3 separate regions of the Mus musculus genome follow, and regions 1 and 2 are each linked to region 3. Evidence: chromatin loops called from intact Hi-C (ENCODE). Cell type or tissue: gastrocnemius. All regions are shown on one strand.

Region 1 (8,000 bases), 74 kb after region 3:
CCCACCAGGTTTCTGGTTCCTCCTGCTGCGTCAACAAGCCCAGTGTGTTCTGATCTCAGAGCCTTTGCACAAGCCATTGTCTCTGTCCAGATGCAGATTTTCACTGTTTTTCTTTTCCAGATAAACCACACCATTGATCTATGCTCAGAGCTCTGCTTGCCCTGTGAGAAGCAGCCAGTGCCCTGTGAGAAGCAGCCATCCGATGCCCAGGGATTAGCAGGCAGCCAATACCACTTGGGTCTCCAGTCTCAATAAGAACAGTTTCACAACAAAATTGGCAAATATTAATTGGAAAGTTATGTGCGTGCAGGCGTGCATGCATACATGTGTGTGTGTGTTTATATGTGTGTGTATGTGTATATGTGTGATTTATGTGTATGTGTGTGGTGTATGTGTGTGTGTCTATGTGTGTATATGTGTGGTGTGTGTGTATGTATGTATATGTGTGTGTATGTGTTATTTGTGTGTATGTGTGTGGTGTATGTGTGTATGTGTATGTGTGTTGTGTGTGTATGTGTGTATATGTGTGTATGTCTATGTGTGTATATGTCTGGTGTGTGTGTATGTATGTATATGTGTGTGTATGTGTTATTTGTGTGTATGTGTGTGGTGTATGTGTGTGTGTATGTGTATGTGTGTTGTGTGTGTATGTGTGTATATGTGTGAGTATGTGTGTGTGGTGTGTTTATATGTGTGAGTATGTGTGTGGTGTATATGTTTGTTTGTGTGTGTATGTATGTGTGTGTGTGTGTGTGTGTGTGTGTGTGTGTGTAAGGGACCTGGGATGTCATTTTCAGGCACCATCTACATTTTTGAAACAAGGTCTCTCCCTGGCCCAGAGCTCCCCAAGTAGGCTAGGCTAGCCACCAGTCAGCAAGTCCCAGAGATCTGACTGTGTCTGCCTCTCCAGCACAGGGACTCTAACAGTGCTACTAGCCTCAGATTTTGAGTTTCCTGGGTTCTGGGGATCAAACCTAGGTCTTCTTACGTGCAAAGCAAGCACTTTCTTTGCTAAGCCAATTTCTCGGCCACTATGAGAGGCTGCTGCTGTTGCTGCTGCTGCTGCTGCTGCTGCTGCTGCTGCTGCTGCTGCTGCTGCTTCTTCTTCTTCTTCTTCTTCTTCTTCTTCTTCTTCTTCTTCTTCTTCTTCTTCTTCTTCTTCTTCTTCTTCTTCTTCTTCTTTTTAAAGAACACACTTCCTATCATGTCCCCCAAATCGTGACTTCTTTACCAATGTCCCCATTTAGCCACACACTCATCTCCTCACGTGGCTCACACAGCTGAGCCTGAGTTCCACAGTCTCGGGGACCTCACACACCCTGTTGTGCTGACTCTGAATGTTGATGGAACTTTCACCCTCAGCCACGACAGGGCAGCTCATGATGCAATCTGCCTCATACCAAACAGAGCACTCAGTGGCTCACGCACATCAGACATCTCTACTGAAGACGGCCAGCCAGTACCTACTCTACAAATGAAGAAGCTATGGCATGCTAAGGTTGAACCATGCACCCCGTCAACACAGGTCTTAGAGCACAGGGCCAGCCTGTGAAGCTACACTCTCTGACCCCACCAGACAAACTCCACACAGTGGCTTCCGGTTGGCTCGTTCACTCTAAGTCTCCAGGTAACAGAGCACAGGTCCTCAGGGGAACAGGACCTGGTGCCAGGGGACAATTGTGCTGTTTTTACTGAATGAGAGGAGGTGGGAAGGGAGTGGGGGGAGATGCAAGGAGAAGATGGGGGTGGGTGAGAGGGGGGAGCCAAAGTAGCTGGAAGGAACCAAATAGGTCTTCCTTAAGCTGATCAGGCCATGGAAACTATCACCTATTATCTCGGAACTCAGGAGTCAGAGGGGAACGGGGTCAAAAAGAAAAAAAAAAGAAACAACTGAGTCCAGCCCTGGGCTGCCTAGAGATATCCTGTTTAAAAGGACACTGGAGAATAGCTTAGTTGGTAAAGTGCTTGCTATACAAGCATTAGTCCCCAAGTTCAAACCTCAGCACCACATGCAGTGGCATGCACGGGTACCCACAGCCCAGGGAGGCAGAGACTCCCTGGGACGCATGGCCAGCCAGTATACCTGAGTTGGTTAACCCTCAGGATCAGTGAGAGACTCTGTCTCAACAAAAACAAGATAAAGGAGGGCCTGGGGATGACACCCAGTGTTGACCTCTGACCTCCATACCCGTGCGCACACACATGTCCCTTTCCTTCCACTCGTACAAAAGAGATGTCACCCTCTTCTTCTGGGAAGCCATGGACATCTCTGGGAATGGAAAGAAGCCCGTGGCTGATGGGGAGGCCTGTTACAATAGACAGAGCAGGGCTGTCCATAGCATCTGAACCACATGCCTGTCAACTCCAGCCCACGTCTTAAGAGCTGTGGGACTCTACGGTCGTACCTCGATGCTCAGATTAGCAAGGGGCATGCTCACCTCACACATCCCTTCTGAAGGCTCACTAGATGGCCATCACAGGTGCCCGAGCTTACACAGGTACCATGAAATGATAATTCTTGGACCCATCAGAGGATGTCACTGATGGCTCAATCACAGACCCCAACCGGGGAGCCGAAATAGGTAGAAAGGCAAACCACAAACAAGCTGGGGCTGCTGAATGCAGGACAGTGGTGCCAGCTACCCCAGGGTGGCTCAACAGCCAGGGGCATGGGGCCATAGCAAGCGGAATAGCCAGCTAAGAAATGCTCTGGCTTGCACGAGAACGTAACCTTCTTCCTTCCCTGGTGCCCAGGGCCTGCCTGTCCCCCGAGCTCATCTTGGAGCAGCAGCCTTCCCACCAGCTCCCTACAGGTCTGAGAAGAACAGTATGTGGCCATCACCAACCCCTTCTCCCAACAGACAGTGACCAGGTTCTCACAAACCCAAGTTCACCTTCCCAGACAATGTTTCAAACTCTTTGTCCTTGCCACAGGGAGACATTTGCCACAAAATTCTAATAGTAGTCATATCTTGTGGGTGGCCTGGGGCAGCAAGGCTACCTCTAATCTGCTAGAGGGGAAGCTCTGGAGGCCTTGGTGAGGAATGAGACTTTATTCCCTGGGGCCAACACTTCTGTGCATGTAATACCCCAGGGACTACCAGTTCTGAGATGGCGTGTGTTTGTGCACACTGGGTGACACATGTCCATGCTTGGGCCTCGTGTAGCTTCAGAATACACTTTTCCATTGAAGTGCTAGGACCAGCAAACTGCAAGCAAGGGCATGAAGGGGTTAATAATCTATCCCAGCCTTGCCCTGCTCACTAGGGCAAGTTGAAAATCAGATCGGAGGAGGGGGAGTCTTCTTTGGAGACTGGACTTCTCTTCGCCTGTTCCCTCAGCAGCTCCTGGGTGAACCAGACCAGCTCAACCCAAGGGAACTGAGTGTTGCACTGGCTGAGAGTCGCTCTGCATGTGCTTGCAGGAGCTGCTGGTGGAGCCGTGCATGGAGAAGAGCAGTGAGCCCACTGCAGATGGACGTGAAGATGGCCGACTTGCCCACAGTCCTGGGAAGCAGAAGCCATGTGCATGTGTATGTTGGGGGGTCCTCTACTGCTACACAGCAAGACTGGATCTCGTATAACCCCAGCTGACTATGCAGCTGAGGCTGGCTTTGAACTTCCGACCCTCCGGTCTCTGTACTACCATACCCAGGCTCTTGGTAGCTTTAAAACGTACACTGTATTATCAACGACAGTCGCCACTCTTTTCAACAAATCTCTGAGGCATTTTCCTCTTACCTAGCTGAAGATGCGTCCCCTTCTAGGCCTTTCTCTGGGTACAGAGATCCACATTTGGGGGGGGGGTTGTGTTTTAACATATCATTTCATCTAATGATATAGCATGACTAGTCTCTCGAGTCAGTGGGTCTTGTTTCATGAGGCACCAAAATGGCTGTGGAGAGCCGAAGCTTCCTAACAGGATGGCCAGAGAAGAAATGACTGTCACAGCAGATCCACTGGGCATACCGACCCCACCAGGGCCCCGGCTCAGCCACACAGCACGTGCAGAGCCAGCGTGTAGCTGAAACCTGTACTACTGCCCAGTGCATCAAGAGAGGATGAGCGTCCACACTGGCAGCCCGAGGAAAGAGCCATGCTCAAGTTCAAAGTCCTCCATCAAAGGCCTTCCTTCCTATTGCTTTTGCGGGGCCATCAAGCTGAGAAGTCCCAGCCGGCACTGGTGTAAGTCGAGGACCACATCTGTGCTGGGAGCTGGGTGACTCAGCCCTGAAGCGTGGGGTTGATTTCCAAGCTGGCGACTGGCCAAAGGAACTGTTTTGAATTTGCCTCAAATCAAACGTGAACAATGTTAAGTAGCATTTGTGTGTGTGTTGAATCTGGACTATTAGGAAAAGGGTATCGTCCTCAAAGCTTGCACGCTGGAAGAGAGGCCCCCGCGGTTGTTTTATGGCAGTCCTCAGCCCCGGGACATGTGTGCAGGAGACTTTTACCAACACAGACCGACCCCAGCTCTGAGTGTCATTTTGGGTATAGAAGTGACAGCTAATATCTGCCACCCTGGCCCCAATCCACCCTCTACTCACATGCATACACTGGAGCAGACAGACAGACATACCCCCCCCCCCCACACACACACACACACACACACACGACACTCTCTTCCCTACTCCCCGACAAGCATACTCAATCAGTAAACACTACTCTATTTCAATGAAGCCCCCTCTGCTTCACTTCCATTGGATCACCGCAGAGCCCCGCCCATCTAATTTCCTAAATACCACTCAAATCTGCCACCTGGTTCTCAGATCAAAGAAACTGCCTGGCTGCCTTCCTTTCATTTCATCTACCACAAGATAGTGGCTAAAATGACCTCCACTACCTTTGGCCAGAGCCTGCCACTCTTCCACTTGGATCCCTCAAGAACAGACGTCCCACTCCCATCAAAAACCAAAGTCCTTGGCTGAGGAGACCCACAGTCTCGCTGAACAAGTGTGACGACCTGCATTTAATACCAAGAATTCACAGTTTGAAAAAGCAGGTGTGGTGATAGGGAGTCCATGTGACCCTGATGCTGGAGAGGGAGAGATGGACAGATCCCGGGATACTCTGGCCAGCCCACTTAGCTTAATCAGCAAGTTCCAGGCCAATGAAAGAGCCTGTCTCAAACAACACAGTAGCTGACTCTTGAAGGGTATTGCTTAATTTTATCCTCGGGTTTAAATGCTCACCTGCCCACACAGGAACACACACACACACACACACACACACACACACCATACATACATACCACACACACACACCATACACATATACCATATACATACATCATACATACACACACATACCATACACATACATCATACATACACACACACACACACACACACACACACACACACACACACACACACTCAGGATTGGGGCAAAGTCTCCATTGTGATTCACGGTCATGTGAAACCCTCTTCCCCATATTCTCCCTCCTTCCATACAGCCACAGTGATCTTGAAACAAGCTGGGCACATGCTCGCCCAGGACCTCTATGCTAACCTCCCCTACTGCTGCAGTGGCTGTCCCTACAAACACACTGCTCTCAACCCCACCCCACGGGGCACCGCACCCTCAGCGGCACTCTCTACCCACCTGCTTGGCGTCACCTCACCTACCACCCACCTGCATCCATCACCACCCCAAATGACAGGGTGTGTTCACTGCATCTCCTTGCCTCCCCCACTAGGACACTGTCTCCAAGGGTGGCAGCTTAGCTGTCCTGTCTCATCCTTCGCCACAGCTTGCCCAAGGTCTGGAACACCCCCTCAGAGCTCAGGTGTGGCCAGAGTAGCAGGTGGGGGCAGGTGGGAGCCAGCAGCTGCCGCCTCCCCAGCCCTTCCTTTAACATAAAAGATAACTGCCCCGGCTACAGCGACCATTGTATCCCACAATGCATCTCACTCAGCACGGGCAGGACCAGGCTGGTTGGACAGCTGGTACCTGCCCTGCCCTGTTCCCAGCAGGGGTGACAGCATGTCCAGAGTACAATGAAAACAGGAACCGTTCCCATCTCCAATGCACAATGAGTACCACAGACCATGGACATGCTGAGGCTGGCCGGAAACCCCAGAGCCTGGGGGTGGGGGGCCGGAAAGGATACATTTTGATACATTTTGAAATATACCAGGAAAGTGATTAAGAGAACAAGAGAGTAGGCTTGGGCTCAGAAACAGCCCATGTCAGTTTCTCTTCATATTCTAAATTAAGAGTCAAGTCTTTCTACATTTCTCACACTAGCGGAAATTAGAAGCAGACTCCAGTGCACAGTGAACACGGGCGGGGGCTAGCAGCCCAAGGCGGCAAGATTCGCTTCCAATCACCACAGTCATGAAGAGTGGAGACTCTGAGCCGGGTATATGAGCTTTGTGGAGCGCAGGCCAGAGGTAGATCCCTTGCCCCACTGCACACAGCTCCCAGGGGCCTCTGGATGCAGTCCTCGGGTTGGGGACACACCTCTACACTTCCCTCCAGCCTCCTCTTAACCAGCTGTCCTCCAGGCCAAGAGGTGGTTTAGTTTGCACACCTTCTGGAAAGCAATCTCTGGGTGCCCTTGCGTTTGTGTTCCTTAAAGCCAGACCCATCCTTTTTTTTTTTTTTTTAAGATTTATTTATTTATTATATGTTAAGTACACTGCAGCTGTCTTCAGACACTTTTTTTTTTCTTCTCACTCTGGCCCCATTGCCTTGCTGTAGCTGTCTTCAGACATCCCAGAAGAGGGTATCAGATCTCATTACGGATGGTTGTGAGCCATCATGTAGTTTCTGGGATTTGAGCTCACAACCTTCGGAAGAGCAGTCGGGGCTCTTAACCGCTGAGCCATCTCTCCAGCCCCAGCCCCATCCTTTTGCTGGCTGCTTTCTATATTTCTCCTTGTCTAAGAGCCTGCAGGGTCCATGAAGCGGTGACTTGTGGATCATCTGGGTCAGTTTACTGCCAAGCCTCAGTTTCTCCATCTGTGAACTGGGCTGACGAAAGGGCTCAGAGAAGAGGAGCTGGTGAGGTTTGTGGGAAGCTCCTAACTGACACTCAACGCATGTGACACTCTGTTCAAATTTCTCTTCCACTGATGGCTGGGAGATGTTGGGCTAGCTGTCAAATTTCCTCTCCCCGGGTCTCTGTAAACTTGAAGATTGTCCCTCAGTTCTGAAACACAATGCTATTCAGGGACATATGGAAGAAAAATCTAAGACCTGTGTGCAGCCTGTAGAAGCTTGTATGGCCCCGTCTGGCCTGCCATCCTTCAGCCTCTCCCCCCCCCCCCCCAAGTCCTGGTCCGTCCTCGTGACTTCTTTGCTGCTCCTTAAACAGTTTCCCTAACCTTGGGGGCTTTGTTCAGTTCTCCCCCACAGCCCTCTGTCCTCCTCCTCCTCTGGGTCTTCCTGTAGCTGTCACCACCCCACATCTCCATCTTCCAGGAGCCACGCAAATGCAGAGATTCCTTGTTTTCTTTCTGTTGCTGTGATAAAATACTCCGACCCAATGCGGCACAGGGGAGGAAAGGGCTCACTGGCTTATGTAGTCCACCACTGAGGGAAGTCAAGACAGGAGCCTGAAGGCAGGACCCCGCCAGCTGTTCCACAAAGTGTTACATCTGTCCAAGGAGTGCTCATTCACTCACAGCCAAGGAAGCGCAGCAGAAATCACGGAGGGCGCTGCTTGCTGGCCCACGGGCCTGCTTCTGCTCGGCCAGCTTTCTTAAACAGCTCAGGACCACCTGCCAGGGAATGGTGCCACCGTCGGTGGGCTGGGTCCTCCTGTCTAGATCAATATCAAGGCAATCTCCAACAGATACACCCACAGGCCAGTCTGATCTAGGCAAGTCCACAACAGAGGCTGTCCTTCTCAGATGACCGGAAGCTGTGTCCAGTTACCAGCTAAAGCTGACCAGAGCACAGGGCCGTCTCTGAGGAACCTGGTGAAAGCAGAGGGTCTTGACATCACAGGGCTTAGTCCATTCCTGGCAGCAGCAACTTTTAATGATGCGTTCA
Region 2 (8,000 bases), 270 kb after region 3:
GAGGCAGAGGCTGATGGATTTCAGAGTTCGAGGCCAGCCTGGTCTTCAGAGTGAGTTCTAGGACAACCAGGACTACACAGAGAAACCCTGTCTCGAAAAACCAAAAAAAATTGTGACCTACCTGGCCTGGAACTCAGATCCTCCTGCTCTGCCTCTGCCTCCCAAATGCTGGGGTTAAAGGTATTTGCTACATCACCCACCTTTGCTTTAGTTTTTAAAGAAAAAGATTAGTTTTAAACAGACAGGTGGTGCACACCTATAATCCCACCACTGGGGAGTTGGAAGCAGGAGGATCAGGAATTCTAGGCCAACAGTGGCAACATAGTGAGTTTGAGGATAGCTAGCCTTGGTTAATGAGACTTGGCTAATAAGAGATGCCCTCTTCTGGCCTCTGGGGGCACTGCAGACATGGTGTACACACACACACCACATGCAGAAAACACCCACACATGTAAAATAAAAATAAGCCAATCTTTATTTTTCATTTGTGTGTGTGTGTGTATGTGTGGGGTGTATGTATGCACACATGCAAGCATGTGGGGGTCGGTATATGTCTCAGTGGGAGGGGGAGTGCATGCATGCCTATGCGTATGTTACATGTGCCATGTGTACCTATGAGCACAGGGGCCTGGGGCTCACAGACGTCAGGAGAGGACTTCAGAGCCACCATGGAGGGAGCTGACAGAAATTACACCCGGGTTCTATATAAGGGCAACAAGCTCTGAGCTGCTGAGCCATCTCTCCAGCTCATAAATCAGACTTGAAATAAAACAATATAGAAATGATTTCCTTTATGTATGTCTGGGTGCAGGGAAACACCACGTGTGTATGCCGAGGTCAGAGGACAGCCTGCTGTAGCTGGTTCTCTGCATCCACCTGTGTCACAGGGGACCAGCTCAGGTCACCACGCTCAGCAGTAAACATCTCTCTTCAGAGCCATCTCCACGGGACCTCACTGTTACTCAGGAACTCAGGATGGCCTCAAACTCACCAGAGATCCACCTGCTTCTGCCTCTGGCCTCTGGCCTCTGGCCTCTGCCCCTGCGGGGATTACAGACCTGGGCCACCATATCCAAGTGATTTTTGTTTGTTGTTTTTCTTTCTTTTTTTTTCTTTTTTCTTTTTTTTTTATTTTATGTATGTAAGTACACTGTAACTATCTTCAGAGACACCAGAAGAGGGCATCAGATCCCATTACAGATGGTTGTGAGCCACCATGTGGTTGCTGGGATTTGAACTCAGAACCTTTGGGAGAGCAGTCAGTGCTCTTAACTGCTGAGCCATCTCTCTAGCCTGTTTGTTGTTTTTCGAGACAGGGTTTCTCTGTGTCGCTCTGGCTGTCTGGGAGCTTGCTCTGTACACTAGGTTGGTCTTGAAATCACAGAGATGGCCCTGCCTCTGCCTCCTGAGTGCTGGGATTAAAGACATGTGCCACCACTGCCACCCATGATTTTTTTTTTTTTAAATATAAAATTATCTGCTCTCCTCTCTCCAGGCCTCTGAAAGTCAAAGCACATTCTATCCTGTAAACTTTAACTTATGCTCACACTCTTCTGATATGCACTGACCCAGGCCCTCAACCAAGACCGCCATTTAAAATCAGCAGGGGGCCTTCGGAAAGACACAAAGGCTAGGCCAAGTGGCACGGGATGCCATCCCACCTAATCTACCAAGGTGGCTGAGGCAGGAGTGTCCCAAGTAAGTCTCTCCTGTGCTCAGAGAACATTCAGAGCCAGGAGAAGAATTTCAGTGAGACCCCCAACTTAAATAAAAGGCAGAAGCAGCTGAGGATACAGCCAAGCGTTTCACAACTCTTGTCTGAGCCCAACCCCCAACTCTGGGAAAGAAACAAAGACTCACACACAGCCTCCATCCCTTGCACAGGACCTCAGAACCCTCAAAGAAGCCCGCAAGCATCGCGCAGTGCCTCCCCCATTGTTTGTGTACCGCGCCCAATACCAGGTAACTACATAAAGGATCGCCCGGGACCACGGAGGGCAAGCTGGCACCATCAGGATACAGGTCATTTCCATTCTTCACATTTCAAAATTCAGCAGGTGGGTGAATCTGTGAGCACAGAGGCCACCGTCGAGACCCCAGATTCTCATTTCATAGTCTAAAATGAGGTCAGGGGTGGGCTTCAAGTTCCCCAGGTAAACTCCTACACCTGCACACCTATTAGGCAGACCTTGTTTAAGTCAGGTTTTTCCTAAGAATCACCTGGCACAGTCCCTGCATTTAACAAGGAGACACGAATCAACCGCGGCACATTACAGTCTACTTATCTTACTAATTAAAGTGTTTATTGCAGGGGTTGGGGTAGGGTTCCACACAGAGCTCTGACGAAGTGTCTTCATAAAAACTTATATTCTGGGGGATGGGGGGGGGGCGTGTAGCTCAGTGGTAGAATGGTTAACAGGCTGGAGGACCGGGTTTGGTCCCTAGCACCATCAAACCCCAAAACAATTTAAAAAGCCAACAAACACCACCCGCAGGAAGTGTGGAGCAGGAAATGTGGGAACCGTGTTCCAGTACCTTCCCGCCCCCGCCCCCACCCCCAGGCTTTCCGTTTCCGTTTCCCACTCGGTAGAATTGAGTAGAGCCTCCGAACTGAGGCCTCGGGGAAGCCAGGCACAAAGAGCCCACAAGATGGCAGCTGGCATCTCTCCTTCCTACACTGATACCTGCTCAGCAGCCCCACCCAGCTCCGGCGTCCCACGGCCGAGCTACAGGGAACCGGAGAGACGGCGCCGCAGGCCCCGCCCAGCCGCAGCGCCTTACCTGCGCGGCCCTAGAAACGCACCTCCCAGGTCCCACCCCCAGGGGCTCCGATTGGCGGCTGGAGGCGCGGCCTGGGACTCTGCATTCTCTCCAGCTCGACCTCTGTCCCCAGGGGATCGAGCCTGCCCCCGCCCCCAGCCCCTGGCGGGGTCCCCCGCCTGCCAGGACGGACTCCCGGGGGCCGCGGCAGGTGTCCCCTCCTCCCTGCCCACGGCCCGGCCACTCACCCCGCGCGCGGCCTACTGTCCACCCGCTTCTTGTGGCGCACGGGCTGCAGCGGGATGCTGTCCGTCATGTCGCCGCCCGCCGCGCCCCCTGCGCTCCCCGCGGCCTCCGCGCCGCCCCGGGGCAGGGGGAGAAGGCGCCGGCAGCGGGCGGGCCGGGCCCGCAGCGCAGGGGCGAGGTCGCGAGCGCCGGGCCACGCGCGGAGCCGCCCGCGCGGCCCGACCGACGGACACGGCCGCACCATGGGCCCCGCTCCGCGCTGCGCCCACGCGCGCGCCCGCCCGCCGCCCGGGGCCGCCGCAGTGTCCCCGCCCGCGCCGCGCGCCCCCCACGCGCGCCTCCCCCCGGCCACGCGCCCCCCGCCGTGTCCGTGCGCGCGAGCGCGAGCGCGCGTCCCGCCGCACTCACCCCACCCCGGGCATTCTCTCCTGCTCGCTCCGAGCGGCGCGCACTCACCCCGCCCTGCTCACCCCACCTCCACGCCGCGGCCACTCGCGCGCACAGCCTGCCTCCTCTGCTGCAACCTGCGCCTCGCGCTGGGGTCCCCCGAGTTTCGGGCCGGGGTTGGGGGGAGAAGGTGGGCAGGTTTTCGGACCCCCACACACCCTGTGGCATCAATCCCACCCCTCTCTCCAGCTGCATTCCTAAATCATAATAACAGAGTCACAGCAGCCTTCACCCAGACACAGTGATCGCATGCAAAGGCTGTATCAGTCAGTCTGTCTCTCTCTATCTCAAAAAGGATATTGTGAAAATGAAAACACTCTGGGCGCCAGAGAACAGCTCAGCATTTAAAAAGCAGCCACCATTGCTTGACACACCTGCAGCTTCAGCCCCAAGGGGTCGGAGAGGGCACCTGCGCTGACGTGGCATACACCCACGCAGGCATATGCTACTTAAAAGAATAATGAAAACAAACCTTAAAACCAGCACATAGGAGCTGAGTTTGGTGGTGTATGCCTTTGATCTCAGCACTTGGGAGGTAGAGGCAGGCTGAGTTCAAGGCCAACCTGGTCTACAGAGCCTTGATGAGCCAGGGATATACAGAGAAACGATGTCTCTAAATAAATAATCAATCGACCAGCATATAGAGGGCTAGAGAGATGGTTCATTGGTTATGTTCACCAGCTGCACTTGTAGAGGACCTGGGTTCGATTTCCAGCACCCTTGTGCTAGCTGATCAATGTCGGTAGTCCAGCTCCAGGGGAAATGATGCCCTCTTGTGGCCATCGTTGGTATTGCATGCATATGATTCAAACATATGCAAAAAAAAAAAAAAAAAGTAAAATACACAAATCTTTTTTAAAATGAGTATGTATGTCAAGTCCCTCAAGATGTAACACCGTGTAACTACCATAAACGATGCTGAACTATGAGGGGCAGTTTCTGCTGATGTTTTCTGCCAGGGTCCCTATCTTTTATAGTATTTTCTCTATCGAGAAAGGATACCAAACAAATAACAAAAGTGACTGAGATTCCAAAGACATTCCCCAAGGAAGGAGGCATCAGAAGTATTTTTGAGGGAAAACACTATTCTTCTACCAGCTGAGCTGGCTGGCTTACTTCTTCCTCTTCATTTCTAAAATGGTGCAACAGGGCCAGGTCCTAGGTTTTGTCCGCAGCATCAAGACACACGTACACTCGCGCGCGCGCGCGCGCACACACACACACACACACACACACACACACCACCACCACCACCACCACAACCACACCATATGTGCCATGGCACACAGAGCTCAGTATGTGCATATAGGTAGACCCATTAGAGTAAGAGAGCAAATCCTACCTCCGGACCCACATCTGTCCCCAGCTCCTCACACAGGATCTCACTACATAGCCCTGACCTGGAACTCTAGACCAGGCTGGCTTCAAAGAAATCCACCTGCCTCTGCCACACTAGCGCTGGGATTAAAGGTGTGTACTACCATTCCCAGCCAGCCAAAGATAGACTTGTAGTTGAGTTTAGCTAGATCCTAAAGCTTTCAGCAAGTCCCAATAGCCCTCCCCACTAAATCCAAATAACTAAACCCATTTCACCAGCAAGGCACAGGAACTCCGAGCCGCCAGCACAGAACCACGGCATCATCAGGGAGCAGGGCTGGGCTCCACACTCAGTCATCCATCGGGATATGGGTCAGGTCACAGCAGAGCCACAGCTACCGGAACCCTTTGGAGCACCAAGCAAATGCTGCCCCACATACATTCAGGCACTCCCTTGGCTCCTATGGCTAATACCCTCTCTGGACCCAAAATGTAGCAAGAGCAACTGATCAGCCAGGACCCTGGAGGCTTCCAGCACCTTCCAGCTGTGAAACTCCTCCCGGCAGACCCCATGCTCTGCAGGGCTCCAGTTCCTTGTCTGTGACAGAGCTCAGATAGGCAGCGTTGGAAGGAACATTAGTCAGCCATGAGCAATAGCAGGGCTAGCATGCATGCCAGACGCACTGTATGGGCAAGGCTCCAGGGCAGCAGAATGTGCCTGTGTGTGACATAGTCTCCATAGGTAGCCCAGGCTAGCCAATTTTTCTGCCTCAGCCTCCTGAGTGCTGGAATTAAGTACAAGTCCCACCTAAAACAAACAAAGTTCTTTTTAAAAGGTTTCACTCTCATAAGCCACTCTCTGGAAGAGAGAGACACTTAAAGCCTCGGTATCCAATGAGTTAGAGGCTCTCCTGGGCTACAAGGGGAGTTCCAGGCTATTCTGAGCTACATGGCGAGAACCTGTCTCAAAAAAATAAAGGAAACCAGCCCCATCCGTTCAATGGGCTGGGTGTCTCTGACTCCTGGGTGTCTAGAAAGATCTTTGAGGGGCTGAGGAGATGGCTCAGCGGTTAAGAGCACTGACCGAAGGTCCTGAGTTCAAATCCCGGCAACCACATGGTGGCTCACAACCATCCGTAATGAGATCTGGCGCCCTCTTCTGGGGTGTCTGAAGACAGCTACAGTGTACTTACATATAATAAATTTAAAAATTAAAAAATTAATTAATTAAATGAGAAAGAACATTATTTTTTTTAAAAAAGCTATAAAAGAATAAAAAATGGAAAAATAAAATAAAATATCGTCCTGAGGAAAAGCCAAAAAAAAAAAAAGCTATAAAAGCCGGGCGTGGTGGCGCACACCTTTAATCCCAGCACTTGGGAGGCAGAGGCAGGCAGATTTCTGAGTTTGAGGCCAGCCTGGTCTACAGAGTGAGTTCCAGGACAGCCAGAACTACACAGAGAAACCCTGTCTCAGAAAAAAAAAAAAAAAAAGCTATAAAAAAGAAAGATCTTCAAATAAGCTGGTCCAGTCCACTCTTGCTTTCCAGACATCAGAAATGGCAGCCAGCAGGTTTCCCGTGACTCACATGAATCCCTCCATGGATAGCAACAGGTATGAACTGGAATATACCTGAGCCTCTTCCTTCAGGCCACAGAGCTTTGAGCTCTAAGTGGACCCCCATGCAGTAGGCTGCTTACATGCTCTTTTTTGGATCTGACTAATGAGCTGGCTCAGGCGAAGGCAGACTGTGGCTGAACAGTCATCTAGGTCCCACGCCCATGTAAAGGTGTTACTGAGAAGACTCCCCGGGGCTATCCTCTGACCCACGCCATTCATATGGGCGCTTTCGAAGATGTGTACGTGTGTGCGCTCGCGTACACACACACATGCACACACTCTTAAGCAGACACCACCTTGCACAGTAGCAGACACACATATGCACGCGTGCGTGCGCACACACATGCACATGAAATGACAGCTACCTAGACAGCTCAGCAGTTAAAGGTGTTTGCCACCAAGCCTGGAGGGCCGGAGTTGAACGTCCCCGATCTAGGCGGGAGGAAAGGTTCAGCTGCCACGGAGTCTCCTCTGACCTCCACACTCACAACTGGCTCACACACACACCCTCGTGAGTAATAAAAACAAGTAGAACTTTCTTAAATGTTTTGAGGAGGGCATGGTGGTATATGCCTTTAATCACAGACTTACGGGGCACAAAGGCGGGCAGATCTCTCTGAGTTCCTATATATATAGTAGGAGCTAATTTCAACTTATTTTCAAGCCAGGGTTTCTCTGTGTAGCTCTGGTTGTCCTGGAACTTCAACTGTAGACCACGTTAGCTTTGAATTCACAGAGATCTGCCAAGTGCTAGGATTAAAGGTGTTCAACCCTCACTGGGCCTCCCCAATGCTAGGATCAGAAGTTTGGGACACATGTTTACCTTTTAATAACCCAATCCCGCTCTTTTGTCTTTGGAAAGCAGTGTTTATAGGGCCAGGCCGGATAGCTACAGAATCTACATTCTTACACTCAGTATCATACAGCCAGCCAGACTAGCCTTGAATTTACCTTTTTCCTCAATTCCTAGAGTGGGGATTATGGGTGTGGACCCACACCTGGCTTTAATCTACAATACTGTTGTTTCCAGAAAGTGTTCCAGGAAGTGCAGGGGAATCCAAGGTAGGATTCCATCTCACTGTTCTCACTAAGGGCCTGCTTGGAACAGTCCAGGCACTAAGATGCTAGACTCAACAGGAAAGAGAAACTGTCCTTGGAAGGGTCTTTTGGAAGCTCGCAGGAGACCCCGAGAGAATGGATATCCTACCTTGTCCATCAGCTGGGATAACCTAGACCTGAGTTAGCTTTGGGCTATTTTGTTATAAATGGCTGCCATGGAAATGCAGATGGTCCCACCCACTAAAGGTTTGCCCTGTGGGCATCAGCTATGTTTCCCACCAGTTTGTAAATTCATTTCAATCTTCCTGATAGTATGTAATTTAAGTGTTCTGCTTAGCTGGAGGGCTATAGGGTGAGGCAGAAGTCCAGTTTCTTGGAAGTTCATTTTTCTCTGTTTTGAAATCCTTAGTGTTAGCTATGCTAGGAGCGGTTTTCCCCGAGGCTTGATTCATAATTAAAAACAAAAAAACCAAAGTACAAGCTGCCCAACCTCTTGGATGGACTTGCAAGGTCTCCATGCCTCAATCCTGATGGCCTTGAACACAGGGCAG
Region 3 (8,000 bases):
AGGGGCAAGGGATGGAGGGTGGGCCTAAGGATTGAGGTTACTGCAGACAGCAAACCATTCTTGACACTGGTAAATCCACCTGGGCTGACAGTGTCCTCTGGGTCCCCAAAACATGTCAAGGAAATCAGGACCATGGGGTCTTTTCTGCACTCCCGCTTTGACTGTCCTTTGGTCTGCCCTGCCTGGAGTCCCAGGGGGCTCCCTTAGCATCTCTGTGGTCCTCTCAGTGAGTCACGCTGGGCTGCCTTCACTATCTGGGGAACCCAAGATCCATCCCTTAATTTGCTCCAGCTGTGTCTCTGTAAGCCTGAGGTCATCCAATCTGGCAGAGGAGGAAGGCCCAGCTTGTTGTGTCTTTGTTTCATTCAAATGGCTGGGACGGTGACTCACCCGGCTTCTCTCTCTAAACCAGGCCACCGTCCGGGAGTCGTGGTTTTGATTATAGACCCTGACCTCAAAAATACGCTCACATCACTTTTGAAATATTCTTCAGCACCGCAGAACTCAGCTCTGATGGGGAAAGGATAGTGAGGGGATGGCAGCCTTGGCAGGGGGCGTGCTAAACACTGCCTGGGCCGCAGTAGTCCTCCGGTGCTTGTCAGAGACTTTGGCCTGAATCAGAGTGGGGACATTAGCCTTGTCATGTGACCCAGGCCAGTGATGGACATGATGATGGTGATGATGGTGGTGATGACAACCATCATTACCATCACCATTATCAGCACCGACCACCGCACCCAACGCTCACTCTGGGCCACGCATTTCCTAATGCATTAAGTGGGCTCATTTTAACATCTAACAGCTCCTGGTCTTGCCACTGGAGTTGGAGGTGTGAGTTGCCTCATCCAGCCCTCCCAGGAGCCACGTTCAGCCCTGAGGCACAAGGTGTGAATCCACGAAGAGCAGGGAGGGAGAGTGGAGGTTGTGAACAGGCGTGTGAATGGGATGGGTGGTCAGCGGTTCATGGGAAAAGGTGGCGGGTAGTGGGGTAGCTGACTACAAAAAGGAGGGCAGCATCAAGGTGTGGTTTGTGGAGACTGTCATTATCTGTGTCCTGGCTACAGCTTGGCTGTGACTGTGACTGAGTAGATCAGGGATCAGAGCCGTCCCAACACCCACGGGCTTTAGGACAGAACGCAGCAAACAGTACATTTCACCTCAAGATTGACATGGAGAACCGGGTGAGCATCCATTCAAGTAATGAGGGCTGGTGTCAGGGGGCTTTCACGGAGATTGGAACGCCTGTGCTCAGCAAAGGGGTCAGTGTCCCATTTGGCGGAAGGTCACATTGAGGGGGGAGCTGAAGGGGTGAGATGACACAGGTGGCTTTGGTGGAGGTGCTTGTAGTGGGTGTGTCACCTTCCATCTGGTGTCTGAGTGGTGGCTTCTCCAGCCAGACAGGAGGACTCAGCTGCCATGGCTCAGCCAAAGCCTACCAGCAGATGGTATCTCAGCACTGGTGACTTGTGGCCCTCCGTGTGGTGTCTGGGTGTTGACAGATTACCTATGGTTGGCCAAAGTACAGGTGGAGGACTCCCCCCATTTGAAAACAGAAAATCCAGTGTGTCCCCAGACCAGAACTACTTTGCAACGTATCCTTGTGGGAAAAGCACAGAACTTTTGCACACAAAGCTACAAAAAATGCTCCCTGCAAATTCCCTTCAGGCTGAGTGTGCAAGAAGTTTGCACTTCAGGCTTGCATTCCCAAGAGATCTCATTATGAATATGCAAATATCCCAGCGCCTCAGCAGGTGGCAAGGATGAGGGAGACTATACATGAGCTCCTTTCAGTGTTGGCCATCACAAGGGCCCGCTAACAGGGGCCTAAGATTTCCTTGCTGGAGGTCAGAAGCCCCAAAGCAGGGTGTCCCCAGATGGCACCCAGGGCCTCATGAGAGCTAGGCAAGCATTCAACCTCTTAAGCTAAGAAGGCTCCTTTCATTCTTTATTTTGAGTCTCGGTGCCCAGCTGGCCATGAACTGTGAACTTCTTCATCTTTCTGCCTCGGTGTCAGAGGAGCTAGCACGAGGGCCTGCGTCACCAGGCCTGGCCCTCAGTAGCTTGAGGCTATGGAACCACTGTCTCTGCCTTTGTCTGGGTGCCCTCTCTCCATTAAGGCTGCTTGTCATGGGATTTGGTTTCTCTGAATGATGAGGCTGGCCTCCCCTGAGATCGGTGCCTGTATCGCATGCCCAGATCCCTCCTCTAGACAAGTCACTTCTATAGGTCCCCAGTGAGCGTAGGGAACAGGGGGAGTCATCATCCAGCCCGCCTCACACGGTGCTGTGCACTCCCCTTCTAAGTAGGGCTTCCTGAGAACAGCAACTGTGTCATTCAGTCTCTCAACCATTCATTTATCTCATTCACTCATTCGTTCCTCTCCACTTGTTTATCTTCATTCATTCATTCATTCACTCATTCATCTTTACTCACTCAAACATTCATCATTTATCCATTCATGCATTTATCATTCATACACCTTCACTTCATTCATTCGTTCATTCATCTTCATCATTCATTCATTCATCTTCACTCATTCATTCATTCATTCATCTGTTTATCCGTTCATGCATTTATCATTATTCATACACTTTTACTCATGTGTTTATCTTCATTCATTCACTCACTCATTCATTCATTTTCATTTACTCATTCATATTCACCCATTCATTCATTCATCACTTATTCATATTCACTCACTCATACATTCATCTTTGTTTATCCATTCATACATCATTCATTCACCTTTACTCATTTGCTTATCTTCATTCATTCATTCACGCATTCACCTTCACTCGTTCATCCAGCGCATATTGGTGGAACTTCTATCATTTCCCATGTCTAACGTGAGGCTCTGTAGGGAGCTGAGCCTGGTGACACTGCAGATGGGCTGCAGAGGAAGGGATAGAGGAACTGCAGTAGTGGGGTGGCTTCTAACTGGGAGTCCTGCTTTCTGAAGAGGTGACAGGCAAGCTGCATCCTGAGGCTGGATAGAAGTGGCCATGGCAACAGTCTGTCTGGTGTACTTTCTATTTCTGCATGGCAGTGCCTGGAAGAGGGCTCACCTTTGATCTCAATGCCATTTCGTCACCAAGTGCCCTGAAGTGGGAATGGCTCTGGGGACAGAACACACAGCCCTGGGATACAGTGAGATCTGGGTCAGGACAAAGGCTATCCTGTTGCTGGGACCTGAGGGGGGACAGAGCAGCCCTGGGAAGCTGCTGTGCACTTCTCTGCTTGTATCCCAGCTGGCTCCTTATGTCTCCTCCAGGGGGCAGCGGGACTCCACCAGAGGCCTTCCTCCAGCGTCCCAGAGGCCGGCTGTCTCTTCTCATCTTGGAATAGAGCCTCCAAGTTCAAGTTTGGCATGAAAGGTACTGTCAGTACATGCCAGGGAGCTGGGCCCCAAGGATGCACCTCTCACACTGGTGTGCTTGGAAACTCCTTGGGAGACAGGTTTGCTGTCACTGTGGATCATAAGGCCTGACAGTTAAATCCACTTGGGGACATGGGTGTCCCCACAGACACAGAGGCTGTTTCCCCATCTTGGGGATAGGAAGGAAGTCCGTTTCCAAGGTCACACTTGTGTTCTGCCAGAGTCAAGTGCTGAGACTGTCCCCACCCCCTCCCATAAACAAATTCCCTTGACCCATTTGTCTCCCCTTTTCCATTCCCTGGAGAGAGAGAGAGAGAGGGAGAGAGAGAGAGAGAGAGAGAGAGAGAGAGAGAGAGAGAGAGAGTGTGTGTGTGTGTGTGTGTGTGTGTGTGTGTGTGTAGGGGGTACTGGGATACAGCCTAGGACCTAGCACATGCTAAGCAAATACTCCATCACTGGGCTAACAAACACAGGCCTCTTACCATTTTTTAATTTGGGGATAGGGTCTCACTAGATCTCCTGTGATGGTCTTGATTTCACTCTGGTGTTCAGGTTAGCTTTGGACTTCCAATCCCCCTGCCTCCGCCTCTGAGGAGATGAGATGACAGGCCTGTGCCTCCACACACAGCATCTTCCTCCTAGCTCTTATGTGGTTAAAGCCCCTGCTTATGCTTCAGGTAGACCTTAAGGATGGCTGGGTCGCCCAGGCCACTCCCCCGAATGGCTCTATGTTCCTCAGAGTGGTCAGGGTGAGGAGGTGGCACAGCAAATTTGGTGACACTTCTCAGCTAGGTGTGTGGTCATGGGCTGTGTCCCCTGAGCCTCTTGCTTACCTGGGTAGTGAGAAAGGCCTCCACCTCAGGCTGTCTATAAGGCTCGGTGACAGAGTCTGGTGGCAGCTGTACCATCCCTGACCACTCACCCCTGCAGCTCCTTCTTCCACGGCACCTGTTGCTCATCTCCATGCCTCCTGTACCTTCTGGGCACATGATTATAATCTAGCATCTGTGGCATACATGAATAGATGTGTCTGGACTTGAGGTTGGGGCTAGTAGCAGTCCCTGACACCCAAGGGACGCCCAGACCCTCATCCCTGAACTCAGGAGCTGATGAACACTGCAGATGTCTAAACTCTCAAGGTAAGAGTGATCATGGCTATGAATGCAAGAGGTGTGGTTATAAAAGGTGCATTCAGGGGGTGGGGCTACAGCAGGTGCATTCAGGGGTGGGGCTACAGCAGGTGCATTTAGGGGGTGGGACTAAACAGGTGCATTTGAAGGGTGGGGATGAAGCAAGTGCATTCAGGGGGCAGGGTTACAGCAGGTACATTCAGGGGGTGGGGCTACTGGTGAGCCTGACTGTCCCTCCCTTATAAACTGTGGGTCAGCTTCAGGCTGGCCAACAAGGGCTGTGGCTCACAGTATGCTGGTCCTGTGTGATGGTCCTCTGGTTTGACATTACAGAGTTTGGAGTCTCTAACATTATCCTGAACCACATTCTACTCCAAAGGGTCACAGAGATCAAGTGCACTCTGGGCAAGGCTGCTTCTGCTGTCCCTGGGAGACAGTCGCCTTGGTCTTCAGCATCTGTTTGTTTGCTTGTTTGTTTGTTTTTTAATGGTAATCCTATAAAGCAATGAGTTTCATTGTGACATTTTCCACACATGCCCTTAGGTACATTTTGCTCTTTCTCCCTTCCCCCACTACCCTTCTCGCCTCTCCCTGCCTCTCCTCTATGGATACCAACATCTTAAGCAGTCTGAGAAGCCAGGGAGCTGCTTTGAGCCCATTCCAAAGACAATCGAGCCACAAACTTGTTTTCTTCAGCATCTGTGTGTGTGTTTGTGAGACAGCCAACCCAATCAAATATTAATTGTGCAACAATGGAAGCTCCGGGGGGGGGGCTTAGCTGATCAGTGTTCCCCTCAAATGCATGAAGTCCCCTTACCCCCACGAGTTTGATCCCTAGACTGCATAAACAGTTGTGGTCCTGCATGTCTGTAATCCCTGAACTGAAAGCAAGAGGGTCAGGAGTTCAGAGTCACCCTTAGCTACACAGTGATTTTGAGGTTGGCCTGAGTGATGAGCCGATGATAGCCCAAAAAGAACAGACTAGCCAGAGTAAGAGGAGGGGCGTTGGAGTGTGTGGGTGTGGCAGCAGGTGGTACTTTGCTCAAAGGCAACAAGTTAGCGGGTTACAAATACACTGCCTTAGACAGCAGGAGTTGCTTGCTTGTCCTCTGAGAAGGTGAGAGGGTGGGGAAGAGGGAGCCACTCACTGGGAGGGCTGCAGGAGGTAGCTCATCAGGCAGATTGCTGCCATGTTCCTTAGAAGATGCAAACGCACGTGGTGATCAGGAGAGGGTGGAGGAAGAGTGAGGTTGTGAAGGGGAGATGTCTTAGTCAGGGTTTCTATCCCTGCACAAACATCATGACCAAGAAACAAGTTGGGGAGGAAAGGGTTTATTCAGCTTACACTTCCACACTGCCGTTCATCACCAAGGAAGTCAGGACTGGAACTCAAGCAGGGCAGGAAGCAGGAGCTGATGCAGAGGCCATGGAGGGGTGTTTCTTACTGGCTTGCTTCCCCTGGCTTGCTCAGCTTGCTCTCTTATAGAACCCAAGACTACCAGCCCAGGGATGGCACCACCCACAAGGGGTCCTCCTGCCTTGATAACTAATTGAAAAAATGCCCCACAGGTGGATCTCAAGGAGGCACTTCCCCAACTGAAGCTCCTTTCTCTCAGGTGGGGATCACAACCTGCAGTCCGGAAAGGAATGGAAGACAACCCCCCCACACACACACACACACCCCCACACACACCAGCCCCAGGAGCCTCGGGGTCACTTCTGAGCTGACAGAGACCTCCCCAAAGAGGTCCCCATAGTTCCCGAAACCCATGGATCTTCCACAGCAAGAGATGGTGTGAACACTGATCACAGGTGATTTGGGGAGGGTGCTTGGGCTGCCCAGGTGTGCCCTGTGTGATCATAGATTATCAGCCAAAGGAAGTTCATGGAGACCAGCTGGTGAGGCACATTGCTGGCTTAGAATATGGAGTTTCCTGGGAGCCCTGTCCCAAGGGCAGCTGTCTTATTTCCTAAGAGGCAGGAGGGGGGGTCCTCTCTGGAGGGACCTGCTGAGCATCTCCACAAACCCCACTTTGGACTTCTGGTCCCCAGAGCTGCGACTGTAAGTTTTTGACACTTTAAGCACTGCATTGTCTACAAATGTTTCCAGAACCTGTAGAGTCAGGTGGGGATTGGGGTGGCGTGGGCTCGGGAGCTGCTGGGTCTCAGAGGGGAATGTGGGGTCTTATTACCATGGGTTGTAGAAGGCAAAAAGCATTTTAGGAAGGAAAAATGTAGACAGCAGGGTCTCGGGGACTCCTGAAAGACGGGGAGGGAGGACTTGACAGCCCATGAGAAGCATAAAAAGCAAAAAGCTGGGGTGAGACCACGAGCCGGGAGATGGGAAGCCATGGTGTTTAGGATCCCAACTTAGTTTCAGCAGGGTGGGCCTCAGGAAGGGCCAGGGTTGGGCAGAATACCCTTTGGTACTCAGAGGCCCTGGGGACCACTGGTAGTATGTGAAGGGTAACTGGTAACTGCGAGCCTGGGTTTCTGGGAGCCCTGAGGTTTGAGGGCCAGGCTGCGGTGTTGCCGTGCGGCCTGCAGTGGGCGCTGTGGAGCCCCCACATCCGCTGCCTTTCTCACCTGATCAATCGCACCCCCTGGGGAAGTTCCAGTTTCACATTTGTCTAGTAAACAGCCGCTGGCTGCCCGCCCTTCCTTTACCTGCCCCATAGGAGCCATCGAGCTACAGCAGAGAGTGCTTTACAGGCAGGAGGGCCGCAGGTGACTGCAGGCTGCCGGGAGCAGATGCTGGCCTGGCAGCTCGCGGACCAGAGGGAGTCATGTCGTTATTGCTTTCTGCAGTGAAGGGAGTTGGCGCTTGCCAGAAAACAACCGCTGTGTAACCAGAAATGAACACACCAAGCCCCATGGGGCACCAGGAAGGCCTCTCTTGAGATCATTGTTTGGTTTTGAAAAATGGGTTAGATATTAGGAAGTGATTAATTTTTTTTTGTGGCTGTCTGTCTCTTGTGCATGTCAAAGCTGTTTATGATGTCTGTTTATTCAACCCCCTATCCTCCATGTACTGATGTCCTACTGTGTGCTGGGCGTGGAGAGGTAGCCCCGAGCCCAGGCAAGCACTACCCTCCTCTCCTGGGACCCACAAGATGAAACAGTCAATAAGCAAGCTGACATCTAATACCAGCACTGGCTCAGCATGTAGGGCGCCTCACGGGGTACCTTGCCACTGGGGAGGAAGAGCCAGGAGCACTTCCGGAGTTCGGAAGTGGGCACTTCCGGTACTAAGAAAGGAGAACCAGAACTGGGAGATGTGGTCTGAGAACAAGGGAGGCAAGCTGTGTGAGTGGAGATGGGGAGGAGGGAGGATGGCTGAGGATGCTACCTGGGGTCCGGATCTAAATGCTAAGGCCCATGAGGTGCTTTGCCTATAGGCAGAAGGGGATGCGAGGTATCTTGAGACTTGGTCTGGCTCTGCTGTGGGCAAGATGGGTGGGAAATAACCGGGAAACTTGAGAACTACCATGTCA

What was found. Hi-C counts contacts between places; a loop is a spot of excess contacts. Peaks named below come from ENCODE experiments on the same cell type or tissue, not always from the same donor. Only the 100,000 strongest peaks of a DNase experiment are listed, where the experiment ranks them.
Region 1: a loop joins it to region 3, with 3.0 times the contacts of the local background. A loop is called at or near these places in 3 of 42 quality-filtered maps.
Region 2: it touches region 3 in a loop (2.3-fold over the local background); 8 of 42 quality-filtered maps call a loop at or near these places.

What each region holds. Positions count from the first base shown.
Region 1 is chr2:168,540,103-168,548,102 of GRCm38, forward strand. The region is part of intron 3 of Nfatc2 (nuclear factor of activated T cells, cytoplasmic, calcineurin dependent 2); the gene reads right to left. Among named protein-coding and RNA genes, the nearest start is that of Nfatc2, 46 kb to the right of the region's middle. In gastrocnemius, no CTCF peak of the experiment used is centred here; DNase peaks (open chromatin) are centred at 4,248 and 5,889; H3K27ac peaks cover 2,270 bases.
Region 2 is chr2:168,738,674-168,746,673 of GRCm38, forward strand. Atp9a (ATPase, class II, type 9A) reads right to left here and starts at 3,127. Exons shown (of 28, transcript NM_015731.3): 1 at 3,009-3,127. The coding sequence starts at 3,076. In gastrocnemius, CTCF peaks have their summits at 395 (motif pointing left), 2,681 (motif pointing right), 4,225 (motif pointing left) and 5,934 (motif pointing left); DNase peaks (open chromatin) are centred at 462, 1,644, 1,940, 2,818 and 2 more places; H3K4me3 peaks cover 1,645 bases; H3K27ac peaks cover 1,236 bases.
Region 3 is chr2:168,465,954-168,473,953 of GRCm38, forward strand. No RefSeq gene overlaps it. Among named protein-coding and RNA genes, the nearest start is that of Gm33413, 30 kb to the left of the region's middle. In gastrocnemius, a CTCF peak has its summit at 3,270 (motif pointing right); DNase peaks (open chromatin) are centred at 1,420, 3,297 and 7,185; H3K4me3 peaks cover 782 bases; H3K27ac peaks cover 1,205 bases.